Linked DNA regions of Mus musculus: region 1 is linked to region 2. Evidence: chromatin contacts called from ENCODE POLR2A ChIA-PET data. All regions are on one chromosome and are shown on one strand. Each heading gives the region's core, a stretch centred on a gene start or an enhancer-like site at or near the end of the contact. The rest is flanking DNA. Distances are from core to core; before and after follow the strand shown.

Region 1 (5,965 bases), core at 900-3,399, 160 kb after region 2:
GCTTATCAGCTCATTTCTGCATTACCTTGGACAAATGCCATCTGAAAACTCCCTACCAGCCCTTAGGTGCATTGCAGCCTCTGTGTCATTGTGTGTGACATCACTGGGTTGCTATGGATATAGGTGCGAGGTCACTCGCTCTCCTGTGGAACTAGAAATAGGGGAAAATTAGAGTCTAGATATCACAAACTGAAGACATTTCCAGCATTAGTGACCTACTGAGAGTCCAGTTTGTATCCTTTAATGGTTTAACTGTTATTTAAAAAAGGCAACTGTAACAACACACTAATACAATAGTATTTCTGGTTTTAAAACCAATTATTTTTTGTAAAACAAAAAACATCTGTAGCTTATTTAATTAGGAAAGGATAAGCACCTGGCCTTTTGAAAAAACAAAGAAAAAAAATCATTTAAAATTAAATAGTCTCTCTCTCTCTCTCTCTCCGGGTTTCATTTGTAAGGTTTAACAGGGAGGGGGCACTCCAGCACCCACTTTACACCAGAGATGTATTTAACAACCTTTGTTACATAAGATAGGAAGTTAGATATTAACAGAGTGGAAAACCCAATTATTAATTTTTGAAAACTGTAATAGTAATTTTTCTACTGAATTTTGGAATATTGAGCACCTCCCCCCCACCCCCGCTGGCAAACTGGTCCCCAATTCATTAATAAATTGAGAGTAACTGACAAAATGGTGCAACTAGTTAGGATTTTGCATCTCAGACAAAAATGCGACAGTATTCCCTTCTCGTCAGAACGAGGATACATTAGGTCAGAAGAAAAAAAGCCTCGGATACATTTAACAAAAAAAAAAAAAATTCTTTTAAAAAGACTTTTTCCCCTTTAAAATAAATCCTCCCAGCCTCCACCCAGTCTAGGCTCTCTGCAATATGACAAATGCAGAATCTTCTGGAATGACTTGATACTGCCTCCCACCACCGCTTTGTTTGCAGTATCAGATCAGACAGAATATTTTTTTACACTCAAACGAATTTCTGCAGACTCGTGCCTGCAATTAAAAGAGAAACTGCATATCTCAGTCAGTTAACATTCAAAGGCATTATAGTTAACCCTTTGAAATGGAAAATAAATAAAATGAAAAATGAAGATGCTATATAGAGGGCCATGAATGGGAATGCCAGCAACACACATATCCCTCCCTTCCTAACAGACTTGCTTTGGGGAATGGTTAAAAGGAAGCCTTTTGTTAAAAAAAAAAAAAACAAAAAAAAAAACGTGAGAAAGGTGGTTTCGATTTTACATCATTGAGGCTGGGTTTTTTTTTCTTTTTTCTTTTAGGAGAGGGGGTCCTACATTTTTTTTCTTCCCGAAACGTCTTTAAAGGATGTGTCAGTGGGAAAGATTGGGGGGGGGGGTGATGGAGTGGGGAGGCGGCAAACTGGGAGACCTGCTGAGTGAATGGGGAAGGCGCCGCCCAGACACCAGGGAGAGAAAGAGGAACCGCATCCATGCGGTCCCCCCGCCCCCACGCCTAAACTGGGAGGAGGGGAAGTGGGGCACAAAGGATGCGCACGGCCCCCAACTCAGGTCTCTGGACATTCAGGGTCACAGAGAGACCCCCACCCCACAGCAGAAACCAGCCACGCAAGACCCCGCCCCAGCCCCGAACTCGGAGAGGCTGGGAAAGAGGCCGCGTCACCACTCGGGTGCATGAGCCCCCGTCCCCAACCCCTCCAAGGAGTGAGATGGAGAGGTGACCCTATAGTCGTGACAAGACAACATGCCCCTGGAGCATGCCTTCCACGCCGAGGAACGCGGTGTCGGGAGAGGCTGGGGCGAGGCAGGGGGGAGGGGAGGAGACACTCACGTTCTTCATGGCCGCGGCCATATCGTCGTAGCGCTCCGCCTGCTCGGCCAGCCGGGCTTTCTGCACCAGTTGCTCGCGGTCCACCATCTTCACAGGGCTGAAGAGGATCGGCTGGAAAGAAGGAAACCGAAGACCGCCTTGAAGGGCTTCAGGAAAAGAGAGGAGCGGCTTGGAGCTCGTGTGTCGGAGGGACCGACCCACGAAGCAAGCTACTGAGACGAGGAGGAGAAGGAGGCGGCACGAGCTGCGACCGCGGGACCCGGCGCAAGGAGGCTGCGGCTCCAATGCGTGCCGCGGGCGGACAACCCCCTGCGGTCCCGCCCACACGGGTGACGTAAAAGTCACCGCCTACTCGCGCATGCGCGCGCCCCGCCCGGTCCCGCCCGGTCCTGCATTTACTGGGCTTCTCTTCTACTGGAACATTCGCGGTGGCTCTTTGCGATTTTCTCAGTGTATCCCCAGTACTACACTGCTCCCTAATGTGCCCCTTTCTTCACTTTACCGTAAATCCTCAGCTTCATCAAACCCACCTCTCCTTGCCCCCTGGGGGCCTCTCCCCCCCCCTTTTTTTTTTTTTTTTTTTTTTTTTTGCATAGCTTCTGGCGCGTGACCTCCTGGGAATTGTAGTTTGACCTGCAGCAAGCTGAATTACAGAGCAGACCAAGGACAAAGGGGTGGTGGAGACTACATCTCCCAGTGGGCATTGCGCGCAGGCAGAGGCGGACCGGATGGGGGGCAGGGTCTAACCCGCAGCCGCTGGGGACCCCTGGCGGGGAAGCAGTCTACACTAGCCTAAGCGAGTGCTGATTCACGGCCTCGCCCCATAGCCTCTGGGCAGTTGGAAGGAAAGAAAAGGTCAAGGCCTTAGATCTGGACTCTCTGAAACTGAAGTAACTGGTCATGGTGGAGGGGTAGGGGAAAAACACGAATATAAAGTAGGCAGAAGAAGTACAGACACCGTAAATCCAAACTGCCCAACCACCACCATGGAAAAGATGGAAAAGGTGAACCTGTCCTAGAGATGGCCGCGTGAATGATGCAACCCTTGGACAACTGTCTAACACACACCCACCATGGTTGCAGTCTCCAGTGATGCACTTTAACATCGGACTTAACTGGATGAAATCATAGAATGACACATATCCGCCCGGTATATTGCCTATTTTCCCTAAATGGTGTAGCTGCCTGCAGACTGACCCTGGGGGACTCCCTTCTTCCTCTCCAGTGAACTGGACCAACGCCTGCCTGAACGCACACCCGCTATAGTTTTGACTGCGTATTTTATTTTCATTGTGTTTTTATGAGTTGTTTGGTTTGAAGTAGGGTCTTACACTTCTTAAGGTGACTCTAGACGAAGTTCTGGAATTATAGGCATGCACCAACACAATGGCCTTGACTGTAGAGTTTTGCTTCATCCATTCAACACGTTGAGCACCGGCCCAGTTCCAATGACTTTGTACATTAGCACACAACAATACACAAAGCAGACAAAGCACTCGGCTCAAAAAAAAAAAAAAAAAAAAAAAAAGGAGACAACTGTTTGAACCCACAACAAGCAGCTGACTAACTTTTAACATACCAAAGTGAACCTGGCCTCCAGGTTCTCCAGGCCAGCTGGGGCACAGGGGGAGGGGCTGCCCTTTGCCCAGGGGCTCTTCCCTATATAATCCAGACTTTTTGTTTACCCACCCCTTGTTTTGCTCCTTTTGTACCTTTGGCTTCCTGGCTGGTTCCCCTTTCTTCATGGTTCAGGGTCATGACCACTCTGGACTCTTCCAGATGTGTCTGCGTCTGGCTATGCCTCTTTTATATCTTTTTTTTTTTTCCCCGAGACAGGGTTTCTCTGTGTAGCCATGGCTGTCCTGGAACTCACTCTGTAGACCAGGTTGGCCTCGAACCCAGAAATCTGCCTGCCTCTGCCTCCCAAGTGCTGGGATTAAAGGCATGCGCTGCCACCTTGCCCCTTTTTTACCTGTAATAAACTCTCTCCTTAGCCGTACCTTAGGACCACTCATATCCTTTCCTTTCTTTTTTATTAATTTGTTTTACACTCAACAATCAGGATTGGTCTTTAATCCCAGCATCAGGAAGGCAGAGGCAGCCAGATTGCTGGTAATTCCAGCCCAGACAGCATCTCAAAGATGAATGAATGAATGAATGAATGGGAAAAGATGAAAGGCTCAAGAAGTGGCTCCGTGGTTAATCTTGCTGGCTGATCCCCCAGAGAGCCCCAAGTTCGGTCCCTAGCACCCAGTCTACTGGCTTATAACTGCCTGTGATTCTAGCTCTGGAGAATCTGATAGCCTTTTCCAGCCTCATTGGGCACACAAATGTAACAAACACATAAATAAAAATAAATCTTGAAGCCAGGTGTGTGACACAAGCCTTTAATTCCATCACAAAGGAAGCAGAGGTAGGCAGATCTATGAGTTCACGGCCAGCTTGGCCTACAAAGCAAATTCCAGGACAGCCAGGGCTACACAGAGAAACCCTGTCTCGAAAAAACAAAAAAACAAAACAAACCAAAACAAACAAAAGTTTTTAAAAAATCAACCCTGCCAGGTGGTGGCGCATACCTTTAATCCCAGAACTCGGGAGGCAGAGGCAGGCTGAGTTCGAGGCCAGCCTGATCTACAGAGTGAGTTCCAGAACAGCCAGGGCTATACAGAGAAACCCTGTCTATGAAAAAAAAAAAAAAAAATTCAACCTCTGGGCCCAGAGCGAGTAAGGACCAGAGCAAGAGGGAGAAGGGAAGGGAAAGGAAAGAAAAAAATCAACCTCTAGCACCACACAAAGTATTTTCAGGTGGGTGGTGGCACACACCTTTGATCGAGGTATTTGGGAGGCAAAGGCAGGTGGATCTCTGTGAGTTTAAGGCCAGGTTCTGTGGAGTGAGTTCCAGGACAGTCAGGAGTACACAGTAAAAGCCATGTCTTGGAAAACAAAACAAACGAAGAAAAAACAACTTTCAACTGGAGGGAGGTTCTAAGAAAGATTCTACAATGGGGTCAGCAACATTTCCACCTGAGCCCTCATAGACTAAAGGAAGCATGGGAAACAGTAGGAAGGGTGCTCGACTTGCAAACAAGGCTTAAGCCTAAACCCAGCACCTACAGTTTCAAAGCAAACAAACAAACAAACAAACAAACCTGGGTGTGGTAACACAGATGTGTAATGCCAGCCTGGTGAAGGCTGAGAAGACTCATGGGGGCTCCCTGGCCAGCAAACCTAACCTACTTGGCAAGTTCCAGGCCAGTGAGAGAGCCTGCGGACGGACACCTGCAGAGCAGGCTCAAACTCACACAGATTATCCTGCCTCTGCCTCCCTAGTGCTGGAATCAAAGGTATTCACTGTCATTTACCTGGAACACTGGGACAGATTTATCGATAGGTGGTCTGACTGTTTGGTGTTTCATGAAATTCTAATGGTGTCAGGACTGAGACTATAAGGGACATAAAGTAGCATGCTAAGTCATTCAACGTTGGAGTTTGATGATTTCATTGGTAGTTTTTACTGTGCTGAGACTGCCACCCAGGGTCTCACATGGATGCTCCCAACTGAATCCTGTCCCTCGCCCCCTAAAATAGTGTTTTTGTATTCACCTAGCCCCTCCCCTGCTCAGGAACTAAGTCATTTTAAAATAATAAATGAAGCGTCTTTATTATTTTCCTCGTTGATGTTGTTTGTTTGATTGGTGGGCTGATTACATGGTGGAAGTCTGTTTTTCCAACTTTCCCTTTATTTTAGAAAATGCGGGTGGTTTTTCTGTTCTGAGATCTGGCCTCATATAGTTCAGAGGAACTTTGACCTGTGTAGCCAAGGATAAGCTTGGATATGTCCTATAAACTAAGGGTAACTCCTAATCCTCTCACCTCTGCCTCCTCGGGTCTATCACCTGTTTGGTTTTGCGTTTATTTGTTTTTTTGGTTTTTTTTTCCTTTTGAAATAGTCTCACTCTGTAGCCAAGCTAGTCTGAAGCTCTCTATGTAACCCAGGCTGGCCTTGAACTCCTAGCCTTCTGTGTGCCTTAGGCCTCAGAATACAGGGGTGACAGCAGTGATCCAACATACTCTCCACAGGATATTTTAACAATGGTAGAAAATAGTCAGATCTGCATATTGTCTTCATCGCTA
Region 2 (5,773 bases), core at 2,708-5,207:
CTATAAAGAAGCAGGCTGAGCAAGTCACGAGGAGCAAGCCAGTAAGCACTGCTCTTCCACTGCCTCTACATCAACCCCTCCCCCGACTTCCCTGGAAGATGGGCTATACACTGTTAAGATGGGATAAACTCTTCCCTCCCCAAGATGCTTTTGGTCCTAGTGTTTTATCAGAGCAATGGAAACCCTGGACAGTGGGGCTGGGGGGAGGGGGGAACCCAGGGCTTTATGCATAACTGGGCAAGCACTCTACCACTGAGCACATTCCTAGTCTATTCCTCTCTATAGGGATGGCTTCAGCTCCGGTGTCTGTCTCGTTGATTTCTCTTCTTGCTGCATGTCCCCATCACATGACCTGCCCCCTCTCAACAACTCAACAAGTAAGCTCAGTTCAGCCTCAAATGTAGCTCTTTTCCAAGTCAGTCTTTCGTCCACACAACCCAACTTCCCCTTTGACCTAGATACACTTTCCCCAGCCCGACTCTCCACAGTCATTCATTTGTTTGTTGAGACAGGCTCTCACTATGCATCTCTGGTTGGCTTGGAACACCTGCCTCTGGCTCCCTAGCACTGGCATCAAAGGTATGTACCACCATGCCTGACTCATTAAGAAACAATTTAGTTTTGTTATTATTTATGTGTATATGATTATGTGCAATGTGAATACAAGAGCTGATAGAGGTCAGGAAAGGGTATTGGACCCCCAGAACTAGAGCTATTAGGCAGGTGATTGGCTCAAGAGGGTGCTGAGAACTGCTTAGGTCCTCTGCAAGAGCAGTACAAACTCTTAACCACTGTGCCACCCACATCCTTTTTTATTTTCATTAGTTTTGAGACAGGGTCTCATGTAGCCCAGGCTAACCTCAAACTCTCTCTAGAGTCAAGGACGACCTTAAATTCCTGGTCCTCCTGTCCTGCATGTACCTTCTAAGTGCTGGGAATGAAGGTTGGCACCACATGAGGTGCTAAGGAGCCAACCCTGGACTTCACGCATACTAGGCAAGTGCGCTACCAATCACTGTCCATCCCCAGCCCCTCCACATCCCTGTCATTTGTACCTCAGACCTGGTTAACCACCAACTCTCTCTTACCCTCTCTGCCCTTGAGACCAGCCATACTGGTCCCACTCTGCCTTCTAGCTACCCCTTCCTTCACATTCCAACCATCTCATTGTGTAGTTTCCCCACATCTCCCAGCCACTCCATCATTCCCTGTGTCCTCAGGCCCTGGGATCCTTTGTGTTTAAATCAAGTCCTGTTTCCTCCTAACATGCTTGTGATGATCTCAAAAGCTTTGTTAGACACACCCCAAAGAAGCAGCTCCAAGGTTCCTGGCTAGTTTTCAGGGGCCCTGAGCACCTGATGGTTCCAACCTCCTCTAATCTCAGTCAACTCTACCAGAATTCACCAGGGCCCACTCTCAGAATGGTCTCAAGTTGGACGAACAGAATGAGACAAGCTCAGTGGGTACAGTGCTTGCCTACCGTTTGCAAGGGCCTGGATTGCATCGTCAACACTGCATAAACTGGGTACATTGATGCAAGCAACACTCTGGAATTAAGAGGCAGGAAGATCAGGAGTTCAAGGCCATCCTTGGCTACCCAGAAAGTATGAGGGCAGCCTGGGGTACATTATACCCTGCCTTAAAAGTAATAATAGCATACATAAAATGTGGTGCATCCTTTAATCCCAGCACTTGGGAGATAGAGGCAGGGGGATCTCTGAGTTCATCAGTCCAATCTACAGAGTTCCAGGAGAGCCAGGGCTACACAGAGAAACCTCGTCTCAGAAAACCAAAATTAATTAATTAATGATTAATAAATACATACTCCCTGACCCCTAGATGACGTCAGAAAGTTAAACAATTACCAGAGCATATTCTTCAGAGATAAGATCAAGGGCAGTGCTTATCCATATATCCCCACCCCAATAGAAAGCATCTCCTGGAACACAAGGCTACGTCTTCCTGTCTCCTCCTTTCCCTTGCCTCTCCATACTTGGCACTATTGAAGAATCAGCAGCATGGGCCCTGGAGATTGCACTCAGGCTTGGCAGCCCGCTTCTCTGCCCACTGAACCATTACCAGCTCAGACAAGAGGCACTTCCCTCCTCCAGGGCTCCCACTAAGACCCACCCAGTCTTCTGGCAGGTCTGTTTAAGTGGCTCATCCTCTGGAAGGTTCTTTTAACATGACCTCCGTTCCAAGCCCATTTCCCCAGGTTCGCATATCACTTCTCCAAATGTTGCTCAGATGCCCACTAGATTCTGCTCCCCAAAGGCCAGGCAAGAACCGGGGGAGGCATATCCGATTCCAGACGGGGCTGGTAGTACACTTTATCCATCCAGCAAAGAGGTAGAGGCCAGGGAAGAGAGTCGGCCAGCCATCGCCAGCTCTCGTGTGTGGCTATGCTCTTTGGTTCTCGTTTGTTACCACCAGCAGCCTTGCTTTCTCTGTCACTGTCCCCAACCAGACTGAGTCACTGAACTTGCTACCATCCTGCTTCAGCCTCCAGGTCCCTGGGAATACAGGCCTGCTCAAGGACAGCTAGGACACTGAACTTATACTTTATTGCTGGAGAACTTCACATTCATGCCAAGTGTTTTTGAACAAATCCAACCAGTTCCCTCCCTTCCAGTTCCTTCTCTAACCCCCTCCCCAACTTTTTGTTTGCATGGTTGTTATTTTGTTTTTTGGTTTTTTTTTTAACAGAGTTTCATGTTGGCCTCAAACTCACATCAATCCTTCTGCTGCAGCCTCCGGAATATTTTTTATGTGTGTAGCATGCGTTCGAATGTATGTAGGTGCATATATGTGCACGTCTGTATGTGTATGGGTCCTTACTTTTACATTTTTATCATTTTAAATGTTTATTTCTGTGTCTCCGTGGGTACCTGCACACGAATGCCTGCGGCAATGGCTATGCCTGAAGCTAGAGTTTCAGGGGGTTGTGGGCCACCTGCTAGCGTCTCAGGATCGAAGCTCTGCAAGAGCAGCAAGTGCTCTTAACCAGAGTCATCCCTCCAGCTCTGATCCTGAACTTTAGAATAGTTATTATTTTTTTAATCGTGTGTTGTGCGGATTTTAGTAAGAAAGGAAGGAAAAGAAGGGGGGAGCAGGAAAAGCAAGAAGAAGAGTTGCAGAACCGTGCTCCCTGCACTGCTGGAGAGTTTGAGGGGTAGAGACAAGCCCAAAGCCTGAGGCACGGTCACCAAACGTTTCTTCCTCCGTCCCAGACCTAGGATCGCGGTCCTGCACATCGCCTGGTGCCATGACAACGCGAGTACTCGCTCCTCCGAGCGGGTTGTGTGAGAAGCCTGGAACCTCAACAAGGCTCTGTGTAACTTGTCGGAAGGGCGGCTCTGGAGGAAACAGGTGGGGAGATGCTGCCCACCCCGCCCCGGGACGCCCCGGGACCCCAGCCGGCCTCTTCCAGGGGGCAGGAAAGTTGGGCCTGGCTGAGGTCAGGAGCTCCGGGGCCGCCTGACCTGCTGCGCGACTTCTGTCAGGCTCCCCGGCAGGACGTCCGACCGGAGCCCCACCTGGGATAACGGGTACTTCTAACCTAGAGCCTGTCCTCCGGGCGAGCGCTCCAAGAGTCCTTCTAGTACCGGGTTGCTAGGGGCGGTCCCAAGATTCCGCCTAATCCTGGTGACCGTCTGTCCTAGCGCTAGGTCCCGGAAGTGGGCAAAGCTAACGGTGGGGAGGGGCGGGGCAAGGGGCGGGGTAGGAGGCGGGGGAAGGAACGGCCTGATAAAGTGAAGCCGGGCCTCTCTCGCGAGATCTCGGAAGTGGCCGGAGCCCAGAGATGACTTCTTTGGAGCCGGAGAGAATCGTGACGTCAGGCCTCGCTCGCCGGGTCTAGGGCGTGCTAGACAAGGAACCACACGGCCGAGCCTGTCTCGCGAGATTTGGCTCAAGCTTCTTGCGCTTCTCTCGCGAGATCAGGTGGCTCTGGACCGGGCGGCCACTGCGCAGAGTGGAGGTCGTTGGAGTCACTCGTCTTCTTGTAGCTCCTGCCAGTAGCTCCGTGTCCCGCCCGCCCTAGCCATGCTGTCCGCTCTCGCCCGTCCTGCCGGCGCCGCTCTCCGCCGCAGCTTCAGCACTTCGGCCCAGGTACAAGGGGCTGCCTGCCTAGGAAGGAACTCCGGGGGCGGCACACGCGTCCCCGGAGCTCGGCGTTTCTTAACCATCCAAGGCTCACTCTGGACGTCTGGGCCGCCCGGCTCACATCCCGACCAACATGGAAGGGGGACAGAGTCAGTCCAGGTTTCCTCCATAGTCTGCGCTCCACGTAGGTGCAGAAGCCGAGGCTCGCGGTCCGGATGCGAGTTGCATTATATGCAACTTTGCATTGCTTCGACTTAACTGATTTTCTCCTTGAAGCCTCCATGGATGTGAGGCACCAGGAGAGAAATAACGCGGACGTTAACTTCGTAGTGCCGGGGGCTCCGAGGGTGGAGAACGGATCAGGGTCACAGTAGTTTGGGAGATTCGATTGAAATTAGCACAGTCAGTGGCCTTCCCGCCCAGGGATTGCTTGCTTTATGTCCGTTTATGTGGACCAGGCTGGCCTCGAACTCACGGAGTCCAGTCTCTGCCTCAGTACCGGCATTAAAGATGTGCATCAAGCATCGTTTTTCAGAGTGTGTGTGGTGTCATGTGCACATGATTGTACAGAGGCCAGAGAAGGACATCGGTGTCTTGGCCATCACACACTAGACCAGCGAGCGGTTCTCAACCTTGGGATCGAATGACCCTTTCACAGGGGTCCCGTAGCAAATGTTTACATTACGACTCATAACCGTAACAGAATTTCAGTTACGAAGTAGCAATTTTATTTTTAAAAGTAATTTTATGGTTGAAGGGTTCACCTCAACATGAGGAACTGTATTAAAGGGTTGCAGCATTAGGAAGCTTAAGAACCCCTGTTGTAGACTTTATTTATTTATTTATTTATTTATTTATGAGAGTGAGAAGGCCTTTGATGAACCTGCCAGGCAGGGGAACCGGGCTTTGAACTCAGGTCCTTATGCACTTACCCACTGAACCATCTCCTCCACTGGATCTCTTTTGAATTATTCTTGGAGGATCATCCTTGCTTTGGGTAGACTTGGCCTAGGACAGTTACAGCTAAGCTATTTATAGTCAATCTTCTCCTGGGCCAGGGCCTCTTTAACTAGTGCATGTCGGAATCAGTAAAGGAGACCCAGGATCGTGTCAAGAGGGCAGGGTCAGTATTTTTTACAAATCTCTAGCAAAATTGATACAACCAAGGCTTGAGAAACAATTACCATGCTCCGGAGGAGAACTGATCATTCCAGGGAAGTCTACATTTCTTACCATCTAGGTCAGGTCTTCCTGTTTCCCATTCAGTCCATTCATTGAAAAATAAAGATGCAAGGGGCTGGAGAGGTGCTCACAGTTAAAAGTGCTTGCTGATTTTGCAGAGACTAGAGTTTGGTTCCCAGGACCCAAGGCAGGTGACTCCAACCACCAGAGGGTCTGAAGCCTTCTTCTGCCCTCCGTGGGTACCTGCACATAAACACACACACCAAAAAATAATCCAGCTAACATATTACACCCTGGGTGTGGTGATGCATGCTTGTAACCCCAGCCACTCAGGAGTTCCAGACAGGAAGATTAAAAGTTTGAAACCCGCCCCGGTGACTTAGGAGGACTCTGAAAAGAAACTAGCACTAGGGTATACATAGTTCAGTGGTAAACACATGTGAGGCATGCACAAAGCTCTGGGTGCTCAGATACAAAGATGAATGGG

What was found. ChIA-PET counts read pairs that join two places held with the same protein, here RNA polymerase II (POLR2A).
Region 1: POLR2A ChIA-PET joins it to region 2 with 15 read pairs in embryonic stem cell. The contact joins the promoter of Ywhag here to the promoter of Mdh2 in region 2. POLR2A ChIA-PET finds 5 or more read pairs at or near these places in 4 of 5 experiments (Patski and embryonic stem cell).

Annotation. Positions count from the first base shown.
Region 1 is chr5:135,932,492-135,938,456 of GRCm38, forward strand. It overlaps Ywhag (tyrosine 3-monooxygenase/tryptophan 5-monooxygenase activation protein, gamma polypeptide), which reads right to left and starts at 2,150. Exons shown (of 2, transcript NM_018871.3): 1 at 1,832-2,150. The coding sequence starts at 1,918. It overlaps Gm40346 (a long non-coding RNA gene), which reads right to left and starts at 1,825. Exons shown (of 2, transcript XR_868594.2): 1 at 26-1,825.
Region 2 is chr5:135,774,692-135,780,464 of GRCm38, forward strand. It overlaps Mdh2 (malate dehydrogenase 2, NAD (mitochondrial)), which reads left to right and starts at 3,958. Exons shown (of 9, transcript NM_008617.2): 1 at 3,958-4,110. The coding sequence starts at 4,045. It overlaps Styxl1 (serine/threonine/tyrosine interacting-like 1), which reads right to left and starts at 3,694. Exons shown (of 9, transcript NM_029659.4): 1 at 3,560-3,694. It overlaps Gm30205 (a long non-coding RNA gene), which reads left to right. Exons shown (of 5, transcript XR_003955810.1): 3 at 286-377; 4 at 513-579; 5 at 3,231-3,293.